2 separate regions of the Mus musculus genome follow, and region 2 is linked to region 1. The links are chromatin loops, found by intact Hi-C in ENCODE. Cell type or tissue: left cerebral cortex. All regions are shown on one strand. Each heading gives the region's core, and the rest is flanking DNA. Links, peaks and the distances in the headings are about the cores only. Region 1 overlaps 3110056K07Rik (RIKEN cDNA 3110056K07 gene). Region 2 holds the start of Actr10 (ARP10 actin-related protein 10).

What was found. A loop is a pair of places that touch in the nucleus more often than their neighbours do. Peaks named below come from ENCODE experiments on the same cell type or tissue, not always from the same donor. Only the 100,000 strongest peaks of a DNase experiment are listed, where the experiment ranks them.
Region 2: a loop joins it to region 1, with 2.1 times the contacts of the local background. A loop is called at or near these places in 2 of 42 quality-filtered maps.

What each region holds. Positions count from the first base shown.
Region 1 is chr12:70,995,237-71,003,312 of GRCm38, reverse strand. All of the region lies in intron 3 of 3110056K07Rik (RIKEN cDNA 3110056K07 gene), which reads left to right. Psma3 (proteasome subunit alpha 3) reads right to left here. Exons shown (of 11, transcript NM_011184.5): 11 at 7,436-8,076. Among named protein-coding and RNA genes, the nearest start is that of 3110056K07Rik, 17 kb to the left of the region's middle. In left cerebral cortex, for the core only: no CTCF peak of the experiment used is centred there; a DNase peak (open chromatin) is centred at 3,631; H3K27ac peaks cover 478 bases.
Region 2 is chr12:70,936,280-70,944,355 of GRCm38, reverse strand. Actr10 (ARP10 actin-related protein 10) reads right to left here and starts at 6,499. Exons shown (of 13, transcript NM_019785.2): 1 at 6,325-6,499; 2 at 3,486-3,558; 3 at 2,015-2,097; 4 at 839-947. The coding sequence starts at 6,401. In left cerebral cortex, for the core only: no CTCF peak of the experiment used is centred there; DNase peaks (open chromatin) are centred at 3,927 and 6,553; H3K4me3 peaks cover 1,357 bases; H3K27ac peaks cover 1,116 bases.

The sequences.
Region 1 (8,076 bases), core at 1,491-6,490:
TGGAAGCTACAGCTAAGCAAGAGACACACTTAAACTGAAATCATTGTTGCCAATTGCTCTCTTAAATACTAGACTTAACCCTACCAAGCAGAATTTTTCCTTATGAAATTCTTTATGGGTGCCCTCCACCCACTATTAGCATATGGGGAGATTAGGCTAGTACCACTTTAATATAACACATGAAGGTACTTGACTCAGACCTAGCCATTACACATCATAGATGCTAGAGAACTGGACCCCCTTGAGCCCTAAAATGAACCAAGGTACTTCAGTCTGGCCACTAGAATTTGCCTCCTAAAGATTTCAATAATATGAAAGAATTGTTTTGCTTAGTAGGAACAATGACTTAACATACCATTTGGAAGTTTAACATGCTTGGGTCAAAGTCTTTTGGGTCTTTTGTTGTTTGTTTTTTTGTTTTGATTAAGGGACAGGGTTTCTCTGTGTAGCCTTAGCTGTCCTGGAACTCACTCGGTAGACCAAGCTGGCCTGGTCAAGCTCTGCCTGCCTCTGCCTTTCCAGTGCACTATGCACCACCACCACCACCACCCATGAATGGATAGAGGAGATCTTGGGACTACACTTCAGATTACAGGAAGTTTTTGAGATTATAGCCAATGAAATGGCAAGGGTTCTTGATATTCTAGCCAGACAACAAACTGAAATGCAGGATCATTTATCAAAATCCATTGGCCTTAGACTGCTCACTTCCTCTGAAAAAGTTGTTCATGGACTATTCAACCTAAGCAACCACTGCTTAGATATAGATGATGCAGGAGAAGCTACTGGGGAGATGACAGATGAAATGAGGACAGCTGCTCACGTCCCACACAGACTTAGAATGGCTGAAGCCCAGATAGCTTGTTTAGAGGATGGGCTTCAACTGTGGGGCAGTTCAAGTCCTTCCTACGTGGCAGGCTTTCATTATTAGTCTGTGGGAGCTTGTACTTGAAGTCCGTACTGCAGAAATGCAAGTGGAAATGCCGAGGTTCACTGGCCAGCCATTCTAGCCTTATTGGTGAGCTCCAGGCCAGCGTAAAACCCTCACCTCTGGATTTAAAAACAAACATCCTGGTAAATCACCTAGAAATGAAACCGCTTGAGGAATTAAGCCATATTAAGAGCATTTGGGGATAGAACACTTGAGACTATTCACACATTAGTAAGTTTTATTCGATTGTTGTTTTTTAAAAGATAGTATAACTATCAAAGGGATTTTTGGATAATAAATGATATTTTGCAGATCTTTACTATTGCTAGTAGTAAACTGTAAGAAAACGGTAAAGACTGAGGGTTCTTTGCTTTGCCCTCTTGCCATTAACTGGATATATAGGCCCTGTGTCTCGCTAAGTACATAATCCCCCTCTGTTAGTTTTTAATGTCAGTTTGTTACAACCTAGCACCTCAGAAGAAACCTCAAACAAAAAATTGCCCTTTTCAGAGAAACTCAAACAAAATTGCCTCCATCGGGATTGCCTGTGAGCACGGCTGTGAGGAATTTTCTTGCCTTTTAACTGCTATCCATGGGCCCAGTCCGCTTAGGCATTACCATCCCCTGGGCAGTATATCTGAAGAAGCTAGCTAAGTATAGACCAGAGAGTGAGCCAGCATTCCTTCATGGTTTCTGCTTCATTTCCCCTTTGAATCTCTGCCCTGACTTTCTTTAGTGATGGACTGTGTCCTAGGAGTAGAAACTGAACTTTAGTCTTTTGTTTCCTCTCCAAGTTGCTTTTGCCGTGGTGTTTATCGCAGTAGCAGAAAGCTGACGAGGACACCACCTGAGTGCTTTTGGTTTTAATCTCAATGCCTCATGCTTCTATGTATGAAATGAGGCCTAGCAACAGGAACTCCTATTACTAGAAGTAGGGTCTTATTTTATGAGGATATTTGCTTGATCTGGAGTTGCCGTGAAATTAATTGGTCAGGGCTTGGCCTTGAGAATTAGGAAAATTGAGAGTGCTGGGAATAGAGCAGTAAGTGAAAATACCAGGTTTGTAGTAGGAGTGCATAGATATGAAGAGGCCAATCTATAATCTAAGCTGGAGATTTCCCAGAACTCCGGCCAGCAGGATGGCTCAGCAGGTAGACTGATCCGGAGCCTGGTCCATGTGGGGGAGAGGGGACAGGCTACTGTTGGTGGTTCTCTCACCTGACATGCGATGTAGCTCACACATGCGCGTGGGTTCACAGCTGCACACTTACACATTCCATACACACACTAAGTAACTGTGCTCACATTTAAGTCCCAGAATTTTCACAGTAATTCCACAAGATAATGGTATTGAATATGCATCCGAATTCAGAAACCCTGGATTTGAAAAAAAAAGCCACATTCAAATCACAAGCTTGTGCTCATTGGCTGTGACCTGGAGTATATCATAGAATTAAATTTTACGTTAAGAGTGTTTCATTTGCGGCTATTAATATTTCAGGATTCTAATCTAGCAACTTATTTCTTCAGATAGGAATTTATAGACATATTTCTTACTATGTCCATCTATCCCTAAAAAAGTTAAGAACCCCTGAGAATCAGAAATAGCTTTGACAGAATAGTTTTAGATTTGCAAACGTTGCTGGTATCCATCCTCCTTAGGAACAAATCCTCAGGCTTGCATGCCCCACCTGCCTTAGTCTTAGGGAGGGAGGGAGGGAGGGAGGGAGGGAGGGGCATTGGCACCTTGAGTGGCTGGCCCTGAGTGCTTTACCCTGAGCCAGAGGTTCACTTGCTCTTATTAGCTGCAGTAGGAGATACTGAAATTAGAGCAAAACAAGATTGCACTGTGAGGCAGAAGTGGGCAGGTCTCAGAGTTTGAGGCCAGCCTGGTCTACACAGTGAGTTCCAGGCAGGCTTGGGCCCTGTAAGACATGCTGTCTCAAAAAATTTACACCGAAGTTGGGTATTCCATGTAATTGGTCTCCTTCCTGACTTTTTGTTCATTTGTTTGACACTTGCTGGGGATTTTGATGTATTGGTGTGCTGTTGTTTTGTGGTGGTGGTGGTGGTTTTAGGGGTTGTTTTGTTGGTTGGGTTTTGTTTTGGGTTTTTTGTTTTTTTTTGGCCGTTTTGTGGGGGAGGGGTTGCTTTTGTTTTTGGGACAGGGTTTCTCTGTGTAGCCTGGGTAGTTCTGGTACTCACTGAGATCCACCTGTCCCTGCCTTCCATAACCACCTAGTTAGGCCATTTTAATTGCTACAGCTTAAATTTTGAGATGTAAGTAAATTGTCTACTTATGGAGTTATTTCAAATACGTCAGTAATCAAGGTAAAAGATACTCCAATTTTTCTCAAAGCAAATGAGAATTCTGTTATTCAAAAATGTGTTTTTTTTTTTACATGAAATTGTAAGGTACTTCCAGTGTCTATATACTATATGGCTCTGTTATTGTCTTGGTCAGAGTGGGTAGGGCAGGGAATTTTTATGCAATGAAAAGCCATCTCCTATTGCTTTCTTCATGTGTCACGATATTGAAACCAATTTACTGGCTTCCTCCCAGGTTTGAAGTTCTGTATTTTATCTTAGTCAGAAAGCACTAGGCTGTGCACAGTAAATTCTTTGACCACAATTTTGCTTCTCTTTCTCACTGTGTACTTCCTGTTTTGTCAAATTTCCATTTAGGGAAAAGAATGGGTTTTCGAGTAAGCGAGTTTGAGCTTCACATTTAAAACTTCTCCTGAAGTTCACTTGGAAGCCATCCAGAGAGCTGGGGGAGGGAGGAGGGGAGCACTTTATTTCTCTAAAGCAGAGTCGTTTTCAGGAAGCTTCATTGGCTTGCTGTCATGAGACTAAAGGAAGGAAGAGCCGTTTTTGTTGACAGTGTGCAGTGTGCAGCATGTTTGGAGCTTGAGAATGAGTGATATTCCCTGTGAAGGAAGGCTCTGTGCAGACTTCCATAAACTTGTAAGAACAGCATGCAGCCACGTTAGTCCACTTCCAGTGGGTACAAGTTCAAGTTCATAGGTTCATTAGCGTGCAAATGGGCTTCATGGCCAATCTGTGCTATCTTTTGAATGTGAATCACAGTAAGTCGTTGTGAAGTTCATTTGCCGCTGAAAAAGTGAGTTGCAAACCAATTATTTGTCACCTTTTAACCCTGTGATCACCTAGCAAGCTACTAACAGTCAGCAGAGCCTACCTGGGCTGCAAACCAAATCCTACTTCCTTGCTCTTCAGAGACTTGCAACACCAAGCTCCTCTATAGAACTTTCTTTGACCAAATTAAATTAACCTGGGCTGCTTTTATGTCAAAACTTTTCTCCTTGGCCCATCAATAAAATAAGAAAAATCCCTTTCTAGTCCCAGACCATTATTGAACAATAATGTAATTTCCTGTGTTGTTCCCTGGCCTCTTGTCCACCTTTGTGTTTGAAATGTTCCCCTAACACCCTTATGGTGCCCTCGTTGTGCACCTAGGTGGAATCATAAAGAATTTGAATGGGCTGGAGAGATGGCTCAGGGTTAAGAGCACTGACTGCTCTACCAAAGGGCCTGAGTTCAAATCCCAGCAACTACATGGTGGCTCACAACCACCTGTAATGAGATCTGACAACTTCTTCTGGGGTGTCTGAAGACACAGATACAGTGTAATAAAAAGAATTTGAACAATTTTTGCAATTAATTTTTTACTAGATATTTCTCCCTCCCTTTTTTCCTCTTATGTACTCTTGTGACATATCTGTGTCTGTCACACACACACACACACACACACACACACACACACACAGAGGTCTGCTTGCCTCTGCCTCACAAGGTTTGGAATTAAAGGTATGCACCACCACCAGACTTGAGATATATTTTTCAAGTTGTTTTTCTAAATATCCACCATCCTCTACTGTTTTACCATATGTTTTACTTAATTATAAAAGCCTTATCTGTTAACCTTTTTCTAATAACTTTTCTGTTGCCCCTTTTCTAATGTGGCTTAGCTCCCCTGTAATACACAGGGGAGCAGCAGCATCAACAAAAAGGCAAATGAAATATTCCACAGTAATTAATGTTTTAAGAAGGGCTCTGTAGCCGGGCATGGTGGCACACGCCTTTAACCACAGCAATCGGGAGGCAGAGGCAGACGGATTTCTGAGTTCGAGGCCAGCCTGGTCTACAGAGTGAGTTCCAGGATAGCCAGGACTGCACAGAGAAACCCTGTCTCAAAAAAACCAACCAAACAAAAAACAGATTGCCAAGGCCTATTTTCCAGCTGGTGAACTCAGGTCTGTGGAGAAGTCTAAAGTTGGTGGTCTTAGAACTAGTTTAGGAAACACACATTTCTCCCAACTCAGTTTTTGCTTTGTAATCTTGTTAGTCACACAGGCAGGGCATACACCTATAATATACAACACCTGGGAGCATAAAAGAGGATCACTCAGAGTTTGAGGCTAGCCTGCCTACATAGGGAGAGTGTTTCCCTCTCCACCCCACAAGATAAGCTACTTTGTTTCAGTATCACCTCAGAAGTTTTTTGCCATTTATTACTGGCATTATTTATGTTTATTCTGAATTCACTGGAATTCTCATCCAACCAGTGTCCAGGAAACTCCCTGGATTCCGTTTCATGTCTTGTTGGAATTTATGTCCTCCAATTCTTAAAGCAAATTCTTAAAGCAAATATCACAATGCAGGCTTGTGATAGCCCTTGGTAATAGTTATATTTCTGCTTTTCTCACTGAGAAAGAGCTTGAAAATTTTTAACTTAGTTACAGTGGTATACATTGTAAAAGTTCAAATAACCCCTTTAAAATTGCTGCTGTCTAATGAAGATCAAAACTGTCCTACCTATCCTAAAAAAAAAAAAAAAAAACCTTTTTATTGTAAATGTATGAGTATTTTGTCCGCATGTATGTCTCTGCATGCCTGGTACCCAAGAAAGCCAGAAGAGGGCGTTGGATCCCTTGGAGCTGAGTTTACAGGTGGCTGCGAGCAGTCTGAGGTGGGTGCTGGGAACTGAACTCTATAATCCTCTGCAAAAGTGGCAAGCAGCTCTCTGATTCCCAGGGTCTACTCTTTTTTTGTCTTTTGGGGTTGTTTGTTTGTTTTGGGGTTTTGTTTTTTGTTTTTCGAGGCCGGGTTTCTCTGTATATCCCAGGCTGCCCTGGAACTCACTCAGAAATCCGCCTGCCTCTGCCTCTCGAGCGCTGGGATTAAAGGCGTGCGCCACCATGCCCGGCCTCAGTGTCTACTCTTAAGAAAAATGTTCTATATGAACCAGAAAGATAAATATAGTAATTTACCCTTCAAGGGGTGAGATGATCAAAAAGGAACATTTTAATGTTTTAAATATACAAAGCACAATATAGTTACCTATTGAGTAATAGTTCAAATTGAATAGACAGTAGAATGAATGCCTCCCCCTGTAACTTTTAAAAAATAGCCAGATTATAGGGAGCAAGATAACAACAAGCAATTTCATCAGGATAGGGCTTTTCAGAATATTTTATAAAGGGCAGGAATCGGTTTTTATTTTGTCTTTAATCTTTCATGCTTTGACAGTTCTTAAGTCGCCTGAAGTTGAATTGGATGTATATTTTTGATTTTTAAGCCTGCCCTGGAAGTAACTCTATTGACCAAGGTGTCCTAGAACTTACAGATATACCTATCTCTGCCTCCTGAGTGCTGGGATAGAAGGCACATACCACCACTGCCTAGTTTAGAGGCTGTCATTTTTAAATCTGGCCATGTGTGGTGGTACACAGCACACTTTTAATCCCAACACTTCACTCAAAGGTAAAGGAGTTCAATGCCAATGGGGAAGAGACCTCAAAACAACAAAAACAAAACAAAGAACCATCCAGTCTACTTTGCATGAACTATAAACCAAGGTTAACTAATTTTAAGAAGAGATTAAGAGTACAATTAAAATCGACCCCAATTAGAACACAGTCTAGCAGTCCTCGGGTACGTAGTTGATCTAAGAGAACACTGACTTTCATTTCCTTAGTTTCTGTGTGTCAAAGGTTCTAAGTTTAGCTTATTGTAGTATGGCAAAATACAGGAATGTTTTTAATGCATACTTCCCAGATTCACCCTTTGATTATATGGATACAGTGGAGATGTGCCAGAATGTAAAATGTAGGTCAGCTCTAGATTACATTTCAACAGACGAATACAAACATTAGAAAACTACACATTCAAGACATTTTCACTTGGTGTATACACACACACACACACACACACACACACACAAATTTGCCACCTGTCTACAAAGGAAATTGTTTCAGAGATACTAATAATCTAAATCCAACTTTCTTTTTTCCAAGGTCATTTTAACAACAACAGAAACGAGGACCAGGTATGGTGGAGGCAGAGGCAAGGGGATCTCTAAGAATTAAAAGCCAGCCTGTTCTATATAGTAAGTCCCAGGACAGGCGGGGCTTATGTAGGAAGACCTACCCTGCCTCAAATAAACCAAAAGTACCAGAAACAAAGGAAAGGAACTCTTTCTTATCAGAGAAGTACTATAAACATTTTATTACATGAATATTTAAGCTCAATTTGATACCTTAAAGTTTTTGTTTCAAGTGCTGTACTGGATGGTTTGTGTATTAACTTGACACAGCTGGAGTTATCACAGAGGAGGAGCTTAGTTAGGGAAGGGCCTCCATTGAGACCCAACTGTAAAGCATTTTCTCAATTAGTGATCAAGTGGGGAGGGTCCCTTGTGGGCGGTGCCACCCCTGGACTAGTAGTCCTGGGTTCTGTAAGAAAGTAAGCTGAGCAAGCCAGGGGAAGCGAGCCAGTAAAGAACATCCCTCCATGGCCTCTGCATCAGTTCCTGCTTTCTGACCTGTTTGAGTTCCAGTCCTGACTTCCTTTGGTGATGAACAGCAGAATGGAAAGTGTAAGCTGAATAAACCCTTTCCTCCCCAGCTTGCTTCTTGGTCATGATGATTGTGCAGGAATAGAAACCCTGACTAAGACAGGTGATAATTTCCAGTCATAAGATATCTATGCAATCTGAAAAATAAATGCTGTCACATTTTCCACAAAAAGCTCGCTGTTCTCAGTAGTGGTTACAGAATGTCCCTACATTAAACACAACATTATTACAAGAACCACAGAATAATATGATCATTCTAGTTAAA
Region 2 (8,076 bases), core at 1,710-6,709, 59 kb after region 1:
CCAGCCAGGCCAGCTGGATCATGGGAGAACCTGTCTTGAACAGTGAGGCCAGGGCTGCAACTCAAGCTTATTCGCCAGCACTGCATAAAAACAGATGTGCGGTGCATGTGCAATCCTACAACCTGGAGCGAAAGGCATGAGTTGGCACAGGCTAGAGTTATCTGGGAAAAGGCAACCTCAATTGAGAAAATGCCTCAATAAGATCAGGCTCAATTGGTGAGCCTGTAGAACATTTCTTAATGACTGATGGGTTAGAAGAGACTCAGCCCACTGTGGGCTGGTAGTCCTGGGTTCTCTAAGAAAGCAGGATGAGCCAGCCATGAGAACAGCTAGTAAGCAGCATATCTCCACAGCCTCTGAATTAGTTCCTGCCCTGACTTCCCTCAGTGATAGACTGTTAGCTGGAAGTGCGGGCATAATAAACCCTTTCCTCCCTAGTTGCTTTTGGTAATGGTGTTTCATCACAGCAACAGAGACCTGATGAAGACAGAAGGTGGAACCAGGTTGTGGGGAGCAGCTGTGATGGACTGGAAGGACTTTGGAACTTTGAGCTAGAAGGCCTCTGAGTGTTAAGAGCTCAAATGGACTGTTCTACTCTAGAAGACTGTTGAAAAGCAGTGCAGGTGATGGAGGCTTGGGCAAGGCAAGATCACAAGTTTAAGGTCAGCCTCAGCTATACAGCAAGTTTGAGGCTAACTTCAAAAATGTCAAAAATAAATGAAAAAATAGGGTGGATAAATGATTAAGAAAGAGACTGGGCCGCTGGCCTCTACAAATGCCATATATACATGTGCACCCAAGTATACACACACACATACACACAAATAAAAACAGGTACCTCAAAATATTTAAAAAGAACACGAGTCAGAGTCTCTCTGAAGTGGGAAGGACATAACACCGACTCGATAACCACAACGCGGCGGTCTCTGGGATTCACCAACAGATGCCTGGAAAAGAAAACAGAGCTCTGTACTTTTTTGGGTAAGTAATGCAAGTTAAGAATAAACTGTTTTTCATATGTTAAGATGCTTTATGACAAAAATATGCCTTTATTTTATCCTTCCAGGAATACGATGTTTCTGAGTTCTTAGACTGTGCTAAGTGCTGTAGCAGGAACTAAAGCCATTAATTATCATTACCACCATTAGCCACTACACAGAGGTTTTCTTTTGTGAATTTGTAAAAGTAGTAAGTATAAGCTCACAAATTTCAGTCATAATAGACATTAACTTGGAAACCACAAGAGTTTAATCCATTTATTGCCCAGAAAGTATTAAAAATGATCTTTATTATTTTTTTATTCTGGATGTATAAACACATATTTAAGCATGAATATGCATTCTATAGTTGTTCTTTAGTGTGTTCTTTTCATTTTTAATACATCTTATTTTTCTGATTCACTACATATGGATATGGAACAACCACCCACCCTATTTTGCTGACAGGTCTCAGAGTTAATCAGAAAGTGCTGTACCACTAAGCAAAAGGCCTCCGACCCCAATAATAACTGCACAGTGTTTTACCATATGGATAGTACACAATTTACTTATCTGTCTGTCTGTCTGTCTGTCTTTTACGGACAGACAGGACTTGGCTGAGGTTTATTCACAGGCTGCCAGTCCCTTTATTAAGAGGCACTTGATTTGCCTTCAATGTCTTACAATTTTCAGTTCTCTAATCATCAGCTATGTTTTTCCAAAGGCTAAAGACAGAGATGGCAAGATGGCTCAGGGGTGAAGGCAGACATAGCCAAGCCTGAGCTTGACCCGTGGGACCGGTGTGGAAGGAGAGAACTGATGTCCACAAAGCACCCTCTGACCTCCATACACCTCAGGACCCAGAGACATGCACAGCCACAAACAAATTCTTAAAAATAGTTTAAACACCCAAAGGTTGAAGATAAACAAAACTGGCGCTGGACTCCAATTTTCTTTTTTGTATCAGATGCAATAACCAAGCACTCCTATAACTGCCATTAGGGAAAAACCAACCCTGAAATAAAGTTTCATCTTACCTGAAATACAGTATGTGGATGAATTCCTTTAGGTAGGAATATAATTCTTCTGTATTGATATTATACTGAACAACTTTGATTGGCTGGAAAAAATTAAAATGATTTCTTATATTAACAATACTGTGTGCTTTTTATTTACTAATATATTTTCTCATCATAAATGAAATTTATATTAAGAATATAAAAAACTAAAAACTGATTAACCTTAGTGTAGCTTAACTGGTGGACGTGCATAGCATATGCAAAGCCCTGGGATCAACACAACATTGCATAAATGCATAAAACTCGATGTGCTAGTGCATGCCTAAAAACAGGCAGAAGACCCAAGTTTAAGGTCATCAAGCTAACCTGAGTTAGACAAAACTTTATCTCAAAAATAACATAAAACAAAACAAAACAAAAAACAAAACAAAAAAAAAACAACCCAAACAAAACAAATATCCCCCACAAAGGGTAATCTCTTCAATTAGGGATTTCAATGAACAGGCAATGGATAAAAGAGAAGGTAATTTTAACGGTATAAATAGAAGTGTGTGTCTACAAGTAAGTACACAGAACAGAGCTTATAAGATTTTTGTCTTACTTCATCTGACTTATCATTTGGGCATGACTAATGATAAAAATTCAGAATAGCTGGGCATTGGTGGCGCACACCTTTGATTCCAGCACGTGGAAGGCAGAGGCAGGTGGATTTCTGAGTTTGAGGCCAGCCTGGTCTACAGAGTGAGTTCCAGGACAGCCAGGACTACACAGAAAAACCCTGTCTCAAAAAACCAAAAAACCAAAACCAAAACCAAAACCCCTTAGAATTGCCTAAGAAGCATAAAGAGGGCTGGAGAGATGGCTGAACAGGTACAAGCACTGGCTGCTCTTACAGACATTCGAGCTTGGTTCCCAGCAAGCACACAGTAGCCCACAACTGTAACAGCAGTTCCTGGGTATCTGACACTCTCTTCTGGCTTTCAAGAGCACTGCATGTTTGGAGGGAACTTAAGTATGTGCAGGTAAAACACAAAGTAAAAATAAATCTTAAAAAAAAAAAAAGAAAAAGAAAAAGAATCTTTAAAAACAAAAGGTAGCAAAGGCTTCCTCAAATATTCTAGACTTAGTTCATCTCCTGGATTATATGGTTGTTGCACATCATGATTAAATTCATGCCACATAAGATTAGGCCTCAACAAAGTTGACTTAAAAAAACTCTTGAAATTGTATCTTACTTTATTTTTCTAATTTTCACATCTTAGTACTTATTAATGTTAGTGTGTGTGCATGTGTGCATGCATGCTCTATGATGTGTCACAGCCCTTGGGTGGCGGCGGTCGGATGACAACTCTGTGGAAGTGGTTCTCTCTTTCTACCTTTATGTGGGTTCCGAGCGTAAACCTCAACTGCCAGGCTTGTTCAACAAGCACCTTTCCATACTGAGCCACCATGCCAGTCCATAGTTTTCTGTTTGTTTTAAAAAAAATACCTTAGACATGCCAGCTCTTTTTATCACACTAGGAATTATACATCGTGGACCAGTTTCTCCTGCGAATCCACACCTGCAAAGAAATGGAAAATTACATACTCAACTTATAACCTTTTTTCTAAATATCTGCCAAAGAAACAATGGCCACAAAAACATCTGGAAATATCTCTGATGCACTTAAAGGGTCAAAGAAAAAATATAAAAATAACATTTATTAAGTTTACATCACACATTAAAGGAAGAAGCAAAGTATATACAAATTTTTATATTGAAATAAGCCAGTGTCTCATTTTAAGGCAGATTTCATTTTCCTCCTCTTTTATAAGACATTTATTTTTATAACCCTGGATCTACACTATGTGACTTCCTTCTGACAGTCGTGTATTACTCAGTGAGAGGCTGTGAGAAGCACATTGTTGGGTGGCTTAGTTATTTTGCAGCATCCTAAAAGCATACTTACATAAACCTAGAAACACAGTGGGCTGCACATAAAGCTATGTCCGTGATTGTTGTTTGACGACACACTTTTAGAACATGTTGCCATACTAAATACTGCAGGCAAGTATAACTCAAAGGTGTTTGTATACTTAAGTATATAAAAACATACAAAAGGTAAGTGGTTGTGTACCTAAATGCATCTAAACATGGAATAATAGGAACTACAATTATTCAGAATAAAGAAACTCTGGTCATAGACAACCCACATGTGATACTGAAGAGCCATGACATCATATATGTGATCTCTCATTGACAGAAATGTCACTCACCACACGGCACATGAATAATCTCTTCATTCTCTTCTTAGTTTTAATATTAATAAAGTACTATTACTAATAAAGTAACCGTTAGCATGTTACTTAAGACTTTTTTTTCTTTAATCATTTTATGTGTATAAGTGTTGTGCCCATATGTGTATGTATGTGCACTACATACGCGCCTGGTGATCACAGAGGTCATTAGATTCCCTGGAACTGGAATTGTGAGGTAACTGTGAGCTATCTGACATGGGTGCTGGGAACTGAACCCAGGTTCTCTGAAGAGTAGCAAGTGCTCTTACCCACTGAGCTGGCTCTCCAGCCCCAAGACTATCTTCTTAAACTATGAGAATCTGACAATTATAATCATTTCATATATGATGAACTCAAACAAGCCTACACTCACACTAGGACATGGACACTGGTTTTATTAGTATTTATTTCCTGTGTTTATGTGCATGGGTGCGTGAATGACACAGTGCACATAGGAAGGGGAGAAGACAACTTGTGGGTCTTGGTTTAAGCCAAGCACAGTAGGCACATGAACAATGCCAGCACTCAGGAGGGCAGAGGCACTAGGACTAGAAGTTTGGGGCAGCTTGGGCCACACTGGACACTATTTCAAAAAGAAAAAAAAAACAAAAAGAGAAAAGAAAAGAAAAAGAAAAAGAGAAAAATTAGTAGTCAGTGCCACATTTCTTTTGTGCTGGAAAAAAGGTTGCTAAAATGACCATATTGGAAATCACACCTTTTTTTTTTTTCTTCCCCCGCCTGGGCACTGTTCCCCTGTGCCTAGACATCTCTCTCCATTTTCACTTCAATGTTACTTATATTCAGTGCTCCTCAAAGTCCTCAAGGACTTTGTAATGATGTAGCTTAAGTTCTGCCTTTGAAAACTTTTATGTCCTTCTGTCTTCAATCACATCCCTATATAATAATTTATATTTTCAATGTATAGCCACAATAATTATTTTCAGGTAGTAATCTCTACTTATTATATTAATGTTTTTTAAAAAAGTAAGATGAATATGGGAGAGTCAGAGAAGGAGAGGATAATCAAGAACTATGTTTAATCCAATTCTGTAGCTTCTAAGGACCAATTTTTAAGTCTGTTCTTATGACCATTTATTTAATAGTTGCTTAACATCTATTACAGGTTAGGAAGTGTTTAAAATATGCAAAAATAATCCACACATCTGTTTCATATATAACTTCACCTCAAACACATAATATGTATATATGATGGAACTCTCAGCTTTCTGGAGCCTAATATGTATTTCATACACAACATCACTTTATATATACATATATGTCATGTAATTCTGTGTTGTTCTTGAGTCCAATACAAGGACTCTTAAATGGATGGTCCAAAGAACTTAAAACCGTCCAGCATCCTCTCATACTGTCCAGATGTTCCAAGGCTTGTGAATTTGTGTTTTGCTATCTCTACCTTTGACTGCCACTTCGAGGACCACTACTCCCGTGCTTACAAACTGCTTTTTTAAAGTGCAAAATGTGGGTCTAAGAGTATTATAAGGTAACCAACAATTTCCCGTCTCATTTCTATGCGGCTTCCTGTCTTCATGTGCCAGGGCTCCATAGCTGATTTCCTACACTCCTGGAGAACAATCTATTTCCAGAACCAATGGGGCTCCATCCCATAAATGTTTTATGGTGGAAAGAGTCAGCAAGCGTTACAATTCGATGGTTTCCTTCCAATCTGACCCAGCCAGAGGCAAGCACAATCTGGGTCATCGCTGTCAAAAGTTAAAGTGATGGCCCCTGATCACCTTAGACGGGGGTGGGGTGGGGGACACCGTTCCCCGAGCTTCCTGGGCTTCTCTAGGAGTCCAGATCCCACTCAGGCCACCAGATCCTACAGGTTCGCATTGCCCAAGAGAGTCCTCCCTGACAACACATTCATCACTGAGTGTGGACTGAGCTTTGCCTTAAGGCAACGATGTGAGCTAGCATTCGCGGGATCGCCGGGGGAAGGTCCCGGGTGCCCAGCGGGCCTAAAGACGGTTGCCAGTCCGGGACCACCGGCACGTCCCTCGGGCCCACAGCCGCCCATGGCCACTCACTTGGTGAAAGCTTCTCCTAGGTCGATCACGACTGCTGTCTTCTCGCCGCCGCTCCCAAGGCCCTCGTAGAGCGGCATCTTTGAGAGACCGACGTAGAGAGGGTGAAGTGGTCCGCCCGGCGGGGGGGCTGCCTCAGCGCGGGGGCGGGGCGGGGTCCTCACAAAGCCGAGGACCCGGGCTGGCCAAGGAGAGGCCTGACGTCGCGGAGGCCGAGGCGGTCAGGCGCGCCGGACACCTTAGAGGGGCGGAGCCTCCCGGGTCCTCTCGCTCAGCGGCCGGGGGCGCCTGCGCGGCGTAGTAAGGATTTTTAGCGGCTTAGGAGGGGAGGCAGGAACTTGAGATCGCTTTCTCATTCTCCAGTTCTGTGTTGGTCGTTTATCATGACATTTAGTCGCCGCAATGAACACACAAGATAGAGTCTGCTCAGAAGAGATTGGCTTTCACTCTCCCCGAAGCAGTTCTAGAAAAGGATCCTAAGATCTAAATTCAAAACTTGGATTGGGAAGGCGGAAATGCTCCTTAATTACAGCAGTATTTGTGGTGGTTTACATGCGAACGCCCCCCCCCCCCCCCCCCCCGCGCGCCTAGGCTCATCTGTTTGAATGCTTAGTCACCGAGGACTGGAACAGTTTTGGAAGGATATGGAGATTTGACCTTGGAGGAGGTGTGTCACTGGGAGTGGACTTTGGGGTTTAAAAAGCCCACACTAGGCGCAGCTCTCTCCTCCCTGCCTCCTCTGCCCCCAACCCCCACCCCGGACCCTTGTTGCCTGGCAATTAAGATGTAAAGCTCTCAGCTACTGCTTCATTGCCATGCCTGCCCGCCACCCCACCCCCCCATCATTAACTAAAACTGTAAGCAGGTCCCCGATTGACGATTCCTTTTATAAGAGTTGTCTTAGTCATGTTGTCTCTTCCCAGAAATAGAATAGTTACTAAGACAGCAGTTCTTGCCTGTTGCTGGGGAGATTGATTGGATTTCTAGAAGAGGAGAAACCAGGTGTCATGGTGGCAAGATGCAAAGATATGATCAAAGCATATACATGAAATCGAGAACAAATAAATAAAAATTTAATAAGGAGAATATCGTGGTTATTTTAGCAGAAAGAAAAAAAGAATGAACACAAAACAAATATATTCCTTAATAATCTCAGATGTTTGAATGGAACCTCTTGTGGAGTATTTTTTAAAAAGAAAGATTTAAGAGTACATTAAAAAAACAAACAAACAAAAAAAACCCTGATTTATTTCTCTTGCTGGCTGGAAGCAAAGAATGTTGACCCAACTGAAAAAACTGTCCAGACAGTCTGCAAAAGAGACATTTTCTCACAGTCATCTAACAAAAATCCCAGCACTGGGCAAGGAGATGCTGTTTGAGCAGTTTGTCAGAGATGTCCAAGAAACTCCCCAAACAAGCTTTGCTGTTGCTCTTAGTTGCATTGCAGAGGTTGAGGATAAGTCGTTGTTGCTAAGACACCATGCACTTTAGACAGAGGACCCAGAGGTTCTAACCAGAAAGCCTCCTCCCTGAGAACTAGCTTTCATGGTACCAGAAGGCTCCATACAAGCTTTCAAAGAAGGGAAACCAGTCTTACCCAACCATGATATTCATAAACAGACACACACAAGCTGGTGTGTGTGTGTGTGTGTGTGTGTGTGTGTGTGTGTGTAATGAGATTAAAGAAACAGAGACCATCGATTTGAGAGAGCAAAGGTGTGGCACAGGAAGGGTTAGAGCGAGGATGGAAACGAA